Regions from separate parts of the Homo sapiens genome. Here region 1 is linked to region 2. Evidence: read pairs that join two places in POLR2A ChIA-PET (ENCODE). Cell type or tissue: GM12878. All regions are shown on one strand. Links, peaks and the distances in the headings refer to the core of each region. The heading gives the core; the rest is flanking DNA.

Region 1 (4,398 bases), core at 121-4,120, 190 kb before region 2:
CTTGTGATAGTGAGTACTCACAAGATTTGATTGTTTAAAAGTATGTGGCACCTCCCCTCTCTCTCTTCCTCTTGCTCTGGCCATGTAAGATGTGCCTGCTTCCCCTTTGCCTTCTGCCATCATTAAAAGTTTCCTGGCCAGGTGCACTGGCTCAAGCCTGTAATCCCAGCACTTTGGGAGGTCAAGGCGGGTGGATCACCTGAGGTCAGGAGTTCAAGACCAGCCTGACCGATATGGTGAAACCCCACCTCTACTAAAAATACAAAAATTAGCCAGGAGTGGTGGTGTGTGCCTGTAGTCCCAGCTACTTGGGAGACTGAGACAGGAGAATTGCGTGAACCTGGGTGGTGGAGGTTGCAGTGAGCCAAGATCGTGCCACTGCACTCCAGCCTGGGTGACAAGCAAGACTCCCTCTCAAAAAAAAAAAAAAAGTTTCCTGAGACCTCCCCAGCCATGCTTCCTATACAGCCTGTGGAATTATGAGCCAATTAAACTTCTTTCTTTATAAATTATCCAGTCTCGGGTATTTCCTTATAGCAGTGCAAGAGCAGACTAATACAACTACTGGCATTTTGCTGCTTTTTTTCTGGTTGTTTTGTAACTCTTCCCTTCCTTACTGTCTTCCTTCGTGATTAAGTGATTTTCTCTGGTAGTATGTTTTAATCCATTGCTTTTTGATTTTGGTGAATCTATTATAGGTTTTTGCATTATGGTTATCATGAAATCACAAAAAAAAAACTTACAGTTATAACAAGGTTCTTTCTTTTCTTTTTTTTTTTTTTTTGAAACAGAGTTTCGCCCTTGTTGCCCAGGCTGAAGTGCAGTGGCGCAATCTTGGCTCACTGCAACCTCCACCTCCCTGGTTCAAGTGATTCTCCTGCCTCAGGCTGCTGAGTAAGCTTGGATTACAGGTGTCCGCCACGACTTCCGGCTAATTTTTTATATTTTTAGTAGAGATGGGGTTTCACCATGTTGGCCAGGCTGGTCTCGAACTCCTGACCACAGGTGATCCACCTGCCTCAGCCTCCCAAAGTGCTAGGATTACAGGCATGAGCCACCATGCCTGGCCCAGTTCTTTCTTTTCTCTCTTTATTTTTTTCTTCTTTTTTTGAGACAGAGTCTCACTCTGTCACTCAGGCTGGAGTGAAGTGGTGTGATCTTGGCTCACTGCAACCTCCACCTCCTTGGTTCAAGCAATTCTCCTGCCTCAGCCTCCCCAGTAGCTGGGATTACAGGCACGCGCCAACACGCCCAGCTAATTTTTGTATTTTTAATAGAGACAGAGTTTCACCATGTTGGCCAGGCTGGCCTTGAACTCCTGACCTCAGGTGATCCACCCTCCCCTGCCTCCCAAAGTGCTAGGATTACAGGCATGAGCCACCACACCTAGCCCTTTATTTCTGAGACAGAGTCTCACTCTGTCCCCCAGGCTGGAATGCAGTGGTGCAATCTCAGCTCACTGCAACCTGTGCCTCCCAGGTCCAAACAATTCTCGTGCCTCAGCCTCCCAAAAAACTGGGATTATAGGCAAATGCCACCATGCTCAGCTAATTTTTTAATATTTTTAGTACAGAGGGGTTTCACCGTGTTGGCCAGGCTTGTCTCAAACTCCCTGCCTCAAGTGATCCACCCGCTTCCGCCTCCCAAAGTGCTGGGATTACAGGATAAACCACCACACCCAGCCTGGCATTTTTTTTTTTCATTCCACTCCCTCCTGATCTGTATGCTTTCCACTGAGAAATCTGTTGCCAGATGAACTGTAGCTACTTTATATGCTATTTGCTTCATTTATCTTGCTCCTTTCAAGATCCTCTCTTTGTCCATAACCTTTGGACAGTTTTACTGTTTTATTGTTATATGCCTGGGGGTGGTTTTATTTGAGTCAAATGTGTTTGGTGTTCTCTGGCCATAAATATCTCCTTCTCAAGTTTTGGAACATTTTCTGCTATTATTATAATTATTATTTTTGAGACCAAGTTTTGCTCTTGTTGCCCAGGCTGTAGTGCAATGGTGTGATCTCAGCTCACTGCAACCTCCGCCTCCTGGGTACAAGCGATTCTCCTGCCTCAGCCTCCCGAGTAGCTTGGATTACAGGCATGCACCACCACGCCCAGCTAATTTGATTACATTTTTAGTAGAGACAGGGTTTCACCATGTTGGCCAGGCTGGTCTCGAACTGCTGACCTCAGGTGATCCACCCACCTCCGCCTCCCAGAGTGCTGGGATTACAAGTGTCAGCCACCATCCCCAGCTACTGCTATTAATTTTTTGAATAAGCTTTCTACTCCTTGCTTTTGCTCTACTCCCTCCTGAGTACCAATTCTTAGATTTAATCTTTTGAGATAATATTTTATATCTTGTAGACCTTCATACCTTTTCTTTCTCCTCTGATTGTGCATTTTCAAACAGTCTATCTTTAAGCTCACTGATTCTTTCTTTTGCTGATCCCTTCTGCTGTTGAGAGCCTCTAATGAATTTTTTAGTTCAGCAAATATATTTCTCAGAGTTCCCAGATTTCTTTTTTTTTTTTTTTTTTAGATGGAGTCTCGCTCCATTGCGCAGGCTGGAATGCAGTGGCATGATCTCGGCTCACTGCAACCTCTGCCTCCTGGGTTCAAGCGATTCTCCTGCCTCAGCCTCCCGAGTAGCTGGGACTATAGGCACATGCCACCACGCCCAGCTAATTTTTTGTATTTTTAGTAGAGACGGGGTTTCACCATGTTAGCCAGGATGGTCTCGATCTCCTGACCTCGTGATCAGCCCTCCTCAGTCTCCCAAAGTGCTGGGATTACAGGCGTGAGCCACTGTGCCCGGCTGAGTTCCCAGATTTCTGTTTTATTTTATTTTGTTCTTCTTTTAGAGACAGAGTCTGACTCTGCCACCCATTCTGGAGTACAGTGGCACAATCATGGCTCACTGCAGCCTCGACTTCCAGGGCTCAAGTGATCTTCCCACCTCAGCCTCCAAAGTAGCTGGGTCTATAAGCGTATGCCAAGACACCAACTAAGTTTTTTTCGTTTTCTGTAGAGACAGAGTCTTACTATGTTGCCCAGACTGGTCTCAAACTCCTGGCCTCAAGCCATCCTCCCAGCTTGGCCTCCCAAAGTAGTGGGATTACAGGTATGAGCCACTGTGCCCATAATTTTTTTAATTATTTCGATCTCTGTTAAATTTATCTGATAAATTTCTGAATTGCCTGGGCTGTCTTGGAGATCACTCAGTTTTCTTAAAACTGCTATTTTGAATTCTTGGTCAGAGAGTTCACATATCACAGTATTGTGATATGTGATATGTGATAAGGGTTCACTTGATTCCTTGTTTTGTCCATTTGAAGAGGTCATGGTTCCATTTGCTACTGTGTCTTGTGGATGTAAATGTACATCTTTGTATTGAAGGATTAGTTATTTGTTCCAGTCTTCTCTGCTTTGCTTTTTTTTGGTTATTAGATATGTTTGCCTAGAGATTCTTTGTAATTTGCAATTTGCATGTTGATATTCTTTCTTTTTCCTTTCTTCCCACTACGTCATTGCTTCCTTTTTGGCACCAGATGGCACTTTAAGCCTCAGTTCTAGTAAACACTGAGCGTGCTGCCTGTTCCAAATGAAGTGGGGGGTGGGTCCCAAAGAGGATAGGGATATCCCAGTAGGATGGGAATGCTGGCTAGGGGTTCACACTTGGGACCTGGCTTTGTCTCTGGCTATCCTTCTTTGTCTCTGGCTATCCTCAGGGATATTTTTTCCTTCAGGCACTCTCAGTGCTTCCTATGAGTTGAGGCAGGGACAGATCTCTTACCAGAGAACTCAAAAAGGTAAAGAAGCTGGTTGTACACTTCCATCTTACTTTTTCTAATGTAAAAATCATGAGCTCAGGGGAATTTTTCTGCTCACTTGGTGCCAGGCAGATTGTGGAGAAGGATAAGCAGATATGGAAGAACAATTCTCTTACTGTCTGCTTTAAGTTTTTTTTACTTCTCTGTGGCCCTAGAAACTGTCTCCTCCTTATATTGAGATCTGGGATACTGGTGGTGATAGCTTCAGTGCTGTATATTTGGTTTTGGTATTCTGCAGGGGGAAGGAGAGCCAGTTTGCTTCTATGCTGCTATTTTGCACTAGAAAAGATACCTTTTTTTTTTTTTTTTGAGACGGAGTCTCGCTCTGTTGCCCAGGCTGGAGTGCAGCGGCGTGACCTCGGCTCACTGTAAGCTCCGCCTCCTGGGTTCACGCCATTCTCCTGCCTCAGCCTCCGGAGTAGCTGGGACTACAGGCGCCCGCCACCATGCCCGGCTAATTTTTTGTATTTTTAATAGAGACAGGGTTTCACCGTGGTCTCGATCTCCTGACCTCGTGATCCGCCCACCTCGGTCTCCCAAAGTGCTGGGATTACAGGCGTGAGCCACCA
Region 2 (4,398 bases), core at 165-4,164:
TTGAGCTATGATTGTGCCACTGCACAGCAGCCTGGGCAATAGAGTGAAACCCTGTCCAAAAAAGAAGAAAAAAATGTGTGTGTATGTGTGTATATATACATATATATATACATATATATATGTACACACACGGAAGTTACAAAAATAGAGGTTCAATGATCTGTAATACATCTTTTAACAAAAACATTTAATATTTATCTACTTACATACAGTAATTAAGAATGAATAGTTTAAACAGATTATTGCATTTACATAGCATTTTCCTGTTTTCAAAAACCATTTCCATATTTAGTACTCAGGAAACATGGTAAACAGATATTACCGTTCCCATACTATGGGTTAAAAAACTGAGATTTAGAGATTTAATTTGCCAAATTGCATTATGAGAGGAAATTTAAGTGGAGGGATGATTCCTCTACTTCTACATGGAAATAAAGCAATTAGTTGGATGTTCCAGAGCAAAAGAAAAGCCTCAGACTTCTTTATGGGCTGAAAGGAGACAGAACATCCATAAACTCATGCTGTCTTCAAAAGCAGTATTTGAGCTTTTGAAGTGGTGGCTCATGCATGCAATCCTAGCACTTTTGGGAGGCGGAGGTCAGAGGACAGCTTGAGCCCAGGAGTTGGAGATCAGCCTAGGCAACATGGCCAAACTCAGTCTCTACAAAAGAGATACAAAAAAAAAAAAAAAAAAAATTAGGCATGGTGGTGCATGCCTGTAGTCCCAGCTACTTGGGAGGCTGAGGTGGGAGGATCATCTGAGCTGGGAAGGTTGAGTTTGAAGTGAGCTGAAATTTTGACACTGCACTCCAGCCTGGGCAACAGAGTGAGACCCTGTCTCAAAAAAAAAAAAAAAAAAAGGCAACATTTACTGGGACCTGCCTGCCCACCTCTAGTAGCTTTAATACTATTCATAAAAAAATGAACATTCACGTTGTTTTGCATCTCCACCTACTATTAAATGTGCAAGCAAAAACAGGACCTATGAAGAGCAAAATGAGACTGTTTTTTCTGAGTGGCAAACCTAAGAGTCTTCTCAACCTCTTGATGATTTACCATTGTTGAGATTATTCCTTAACAAGAAAACACTTTTAAAAGAATTTCCTCCCAAAGCTTATTTGCCAGATTCCATAAATTAGCTGCTACAAATGTTCTGTATCAGAGAAACTCAAACCCAGTAAGAGGCTTCTCTTCCAATGTACGAAAAAGGCACATTTCAATACACAATGCTGGCCACACTATTTTAGATAATGATGGAAAACAACAGCTGATAGCCAGTTTGGGACACATGCCAACTGTTCCCATTTGTCTGAAAATGCTAAAATTAATTGCTGTAACACTCAGTTTTTAAAGAAAATTGTTATTGATAAATGAGAAAGTATTACCAACTAAAATCCTGAAAAACAGAATAAAGATAATGATGCCTCTTTGATCTGAAATACCAGTTTTTAAACTTTTAATGTTCTGAAGTATAAGTAAACACATCTCAACAGCTTTACATATTTTCATATATTTTATTTTTTAAACTCTCATAACTTTGCAAGCTAGCAGTAAAATATTGCCTTCAATATTTTACTAATTAGCACCGTATACCTTTTAAAGCTAACTGGAACATTGATTCATTATAAATGATTGTAAAATAAAATGATCATTTCAAATGCCAAATTAATCTCAAATAACAAGTGAACTATTATTAATTTTATCTCTTTTTTTGGCTCTACGCACAAAGATGTATTTCAAAGATGAACTTAATTATATTAGTATCAGTTTTGTCAATCTAGCAAATCAAAGTATCACAGTTTAAAGCAATATTTAATCTCTGAAATTACTAGAGGCATACAAGAAAGTTAAGGAATCAGCTACAAAAACAAAAGATACTACATAACTGATTTATAGTCCCTTATTTTTTAAAAGAATGAGGAAATAACTCAATGAAAAATTCCATGGTGCCAAGTATCAGTTACACATATGGTTAAGTATACGTCAGTATTCTCTGTTTTGCTTATCAGAGTTTGGCCTTACCAAAAACCATCGAAATGTCCAGGATAACTCACAGGGACAGCTGGAAGCCTGAAATAAAATTGCTCAGTGCAAAAAGATCCCAAACCATTCATATAATTTTAAATGGAAGCCTAGACATTTAATCCCTATTTTTAATGTTCACATCTGAAAAATCTTTCAAAAATATGGAAAAAATCTAATTATACTAAAATTACTTCCACACATTCAAAAAAAATTTTTAAGGGATATTTTCTTTCCTGTTTTCTGCTAAAAGCATTCCTCTGAGCTATGGGGTTAAGTTCTGAGCCACGACTGACTGCTTACTAGCATGCCTGTTTTGCATACCAGTAGAATCAAGTCCAGTTTTGCCATTTGTGGATAACTATGACAAGATACAAAAGCATGTGTTTGCCATAAATAGCCCTGGCTAACAGCAAACCGCTCACACTGAGCAGATCAAATTCTCTATAAGGAGCACAGTCTGGACCATAGCCAAATCCCACTACTAATGTTTAAGACTGCTATTATCAATTCCTATTCCAATTCAATTTGCAAAATATATTCAGAAATAGTAGGTGAAATGACTGTTCCGAAACATCAGAAGTATCATTAAACTTTTAAAGGACATTTTACAAATTATTTTCATTACGACCAAATAAGCAATAAGAGCTTCCTGCTTCTACTATACAACTACTTAGAAATGTAAATGTGAATAAAAAAATAACTATGCTAATTTATCCAGAGAACAAATCAGATATTGAAAAGTATTTATGCCAAAGTGCAAAAAATAATTTCTGATCTTCATATTAACACATAGGAAATAAATACACTAATGTTTATAAAAGTACCATTCTTTAACAATGGTATTTTATATTAGTTGGCCTTAAGATAGAATACTTTTTAAACCAAATAGATCCAACAAATCTGGAAAATATCACACATGAATGCTGTACAAAAAAAATTCTCAAATGACCAGTGCAGAGATTAGTAATAGCTGTTTTTACCCTAGAAGTTGTTTCACATAACATTTTGCAAAATTTCCAAGGAAAACAAGGCAACGTTCTGTAATATGCCACAATTTTTATTGCAACGTGGCCATTTTTGTGAGGGTGGGGAGTTTGATCTCAAAACAATGTTCCATTTAAGGCTCTTTTATACAGAAATTGCCATCATGACTGATATTCAAAATATCTTTAGTGTTGCAGGACTCACATGGTAAACATAAAACTCCTACACTTATTCAGTAGTGTACACTCAATGGAAAACAAAAAGGCATTAATAACAGCTATTTCTTTTAAGAAGATATGCAGGTAACAGGAATGAACACTGAGGTACTAGGATAAGTTGATGACACAGTTAACAAAACTTAATTGGCATTCCTTTTAGGATATTAAACTTATTACAAAAAGTGCTTTTAATGCATAGTGTTATATCCGTGCTGCCATATCACTAAAATAGGCTTGCCAAGGCAGGTGAGGTGTATGAATGCTCAAGCCTCACAGAACTGCAATCAAGTGCCAACTATAAATAATACTGAAAAAAGTTGACCATCTGACCAGTGGATAATACTTTCAAGGCATTCAATTAGCTTATCCTTTGCAGTATTCTAAGCTATTCACATTGACGATCACATACATTGTAGTGCTTGCTGCAAGGGAGGCATATAACCAGTTGTTTTGGCTAAAATATGACAGGAAGGCATTCCTTGGGTTCTATATAAAAGTAACAGTATTCAACAGTCTAATGGCAATCACTGATAGGCTGCTTAAATAAATGATATTTCCTTCATTCATTGTGTTGGAAGGGCCCAGTGGAAAGGGGGAAATACAACAAAAAACCAAAACCTAATACTATTCCAATGGACTGAGCTGGAGAAATGGAAGCTCCTTAAGATCCAGATGGCACTTGACTGTCATTTTATAATGGTTTTCCTTCAAGTGAAACTACTACATTGCCTCCCAATTTCTCTCCAAGTGTCGAACGGTCCTTAATATCATCCAAGCCATTTACTTGCCACTCATGTTTAATACCTAAAAAGAAAAAACATTATCCTATTACTTTATTATAATTAATAAAGAATAATTTCTCTGCCCCAAATATTCAAGTTTGTACCTGTAAATTTCTTTTTAATGGCATCTTTAGAGCTAGCATAAATCATCTTGCTTTTTAAAGGTGCACTTTCAGGAGCCCTACAGAAAAAAAAAAAATTATTGAATCCCATTTATAAGAAAAACAAAGGTAAGACTGACTATGATAATAATAATCCTTGCATTTTAAAAGTACTTTTTTCTTTTGTTTTTACACACCAGAATATAAATACTAGGTCTTCTTTCTTAGACTCTTTTGTTTCGTATGTGGCATCGTACAAAGCATATCGGCAATCATTCAGAGGTAGCA

What was found. Peaks named below come from ENCODE experiments on the same cell type or tissue, not always from the same donor. Only the 100,000 strongest peaks of a DNase experiment are listed, where the experiment ranks them.
Region 1: POLR2A ChIA-PET joins it to region 2 with 8 read pairs; 2 of 35 experiments call an interaction of 5 or more read pairs at or near these places.

The regions. Positions count from the first base shown.
Region 1 is chr14:34,519,118-34,523,515 of GRCh38, forward strand. The region is part of intron 5 of EAPP (E2F associated phosphoprotein); the gene reads right to left. Among named protein-coding and RNA genes, the nearest start is that of EAPP, 18 kb to the right of the region's middle. In GM12878, for the core only: no CTCF peak of the experiment used is centred there; no DNase peak of the experiment used is centred there.
Region 2 is chr14:34,708,947-34,713,344 of GRCh38, forward strand. It overlaps CFL2 (cofilin 2), which reads right to left. Exons shown (of 4, transcript NM_138638.5): 2 at 4,308-4,398; 3 at 4,114-4,190; 4 at 167-4,031. The coding sequence ends at 3,919. Among named protein-coding and RNA genes, the nearest start is that of CFL2, 3.4 kb to the right of the region's middle. In GM12878, for the core only: no CTCF peak of the experiment used is centred there; a DNase peak (open chromatin) is centred at 2,405; H3K4me3 peaks cover 1,855 bases; H3K27ac peaks cover 1,555 bases.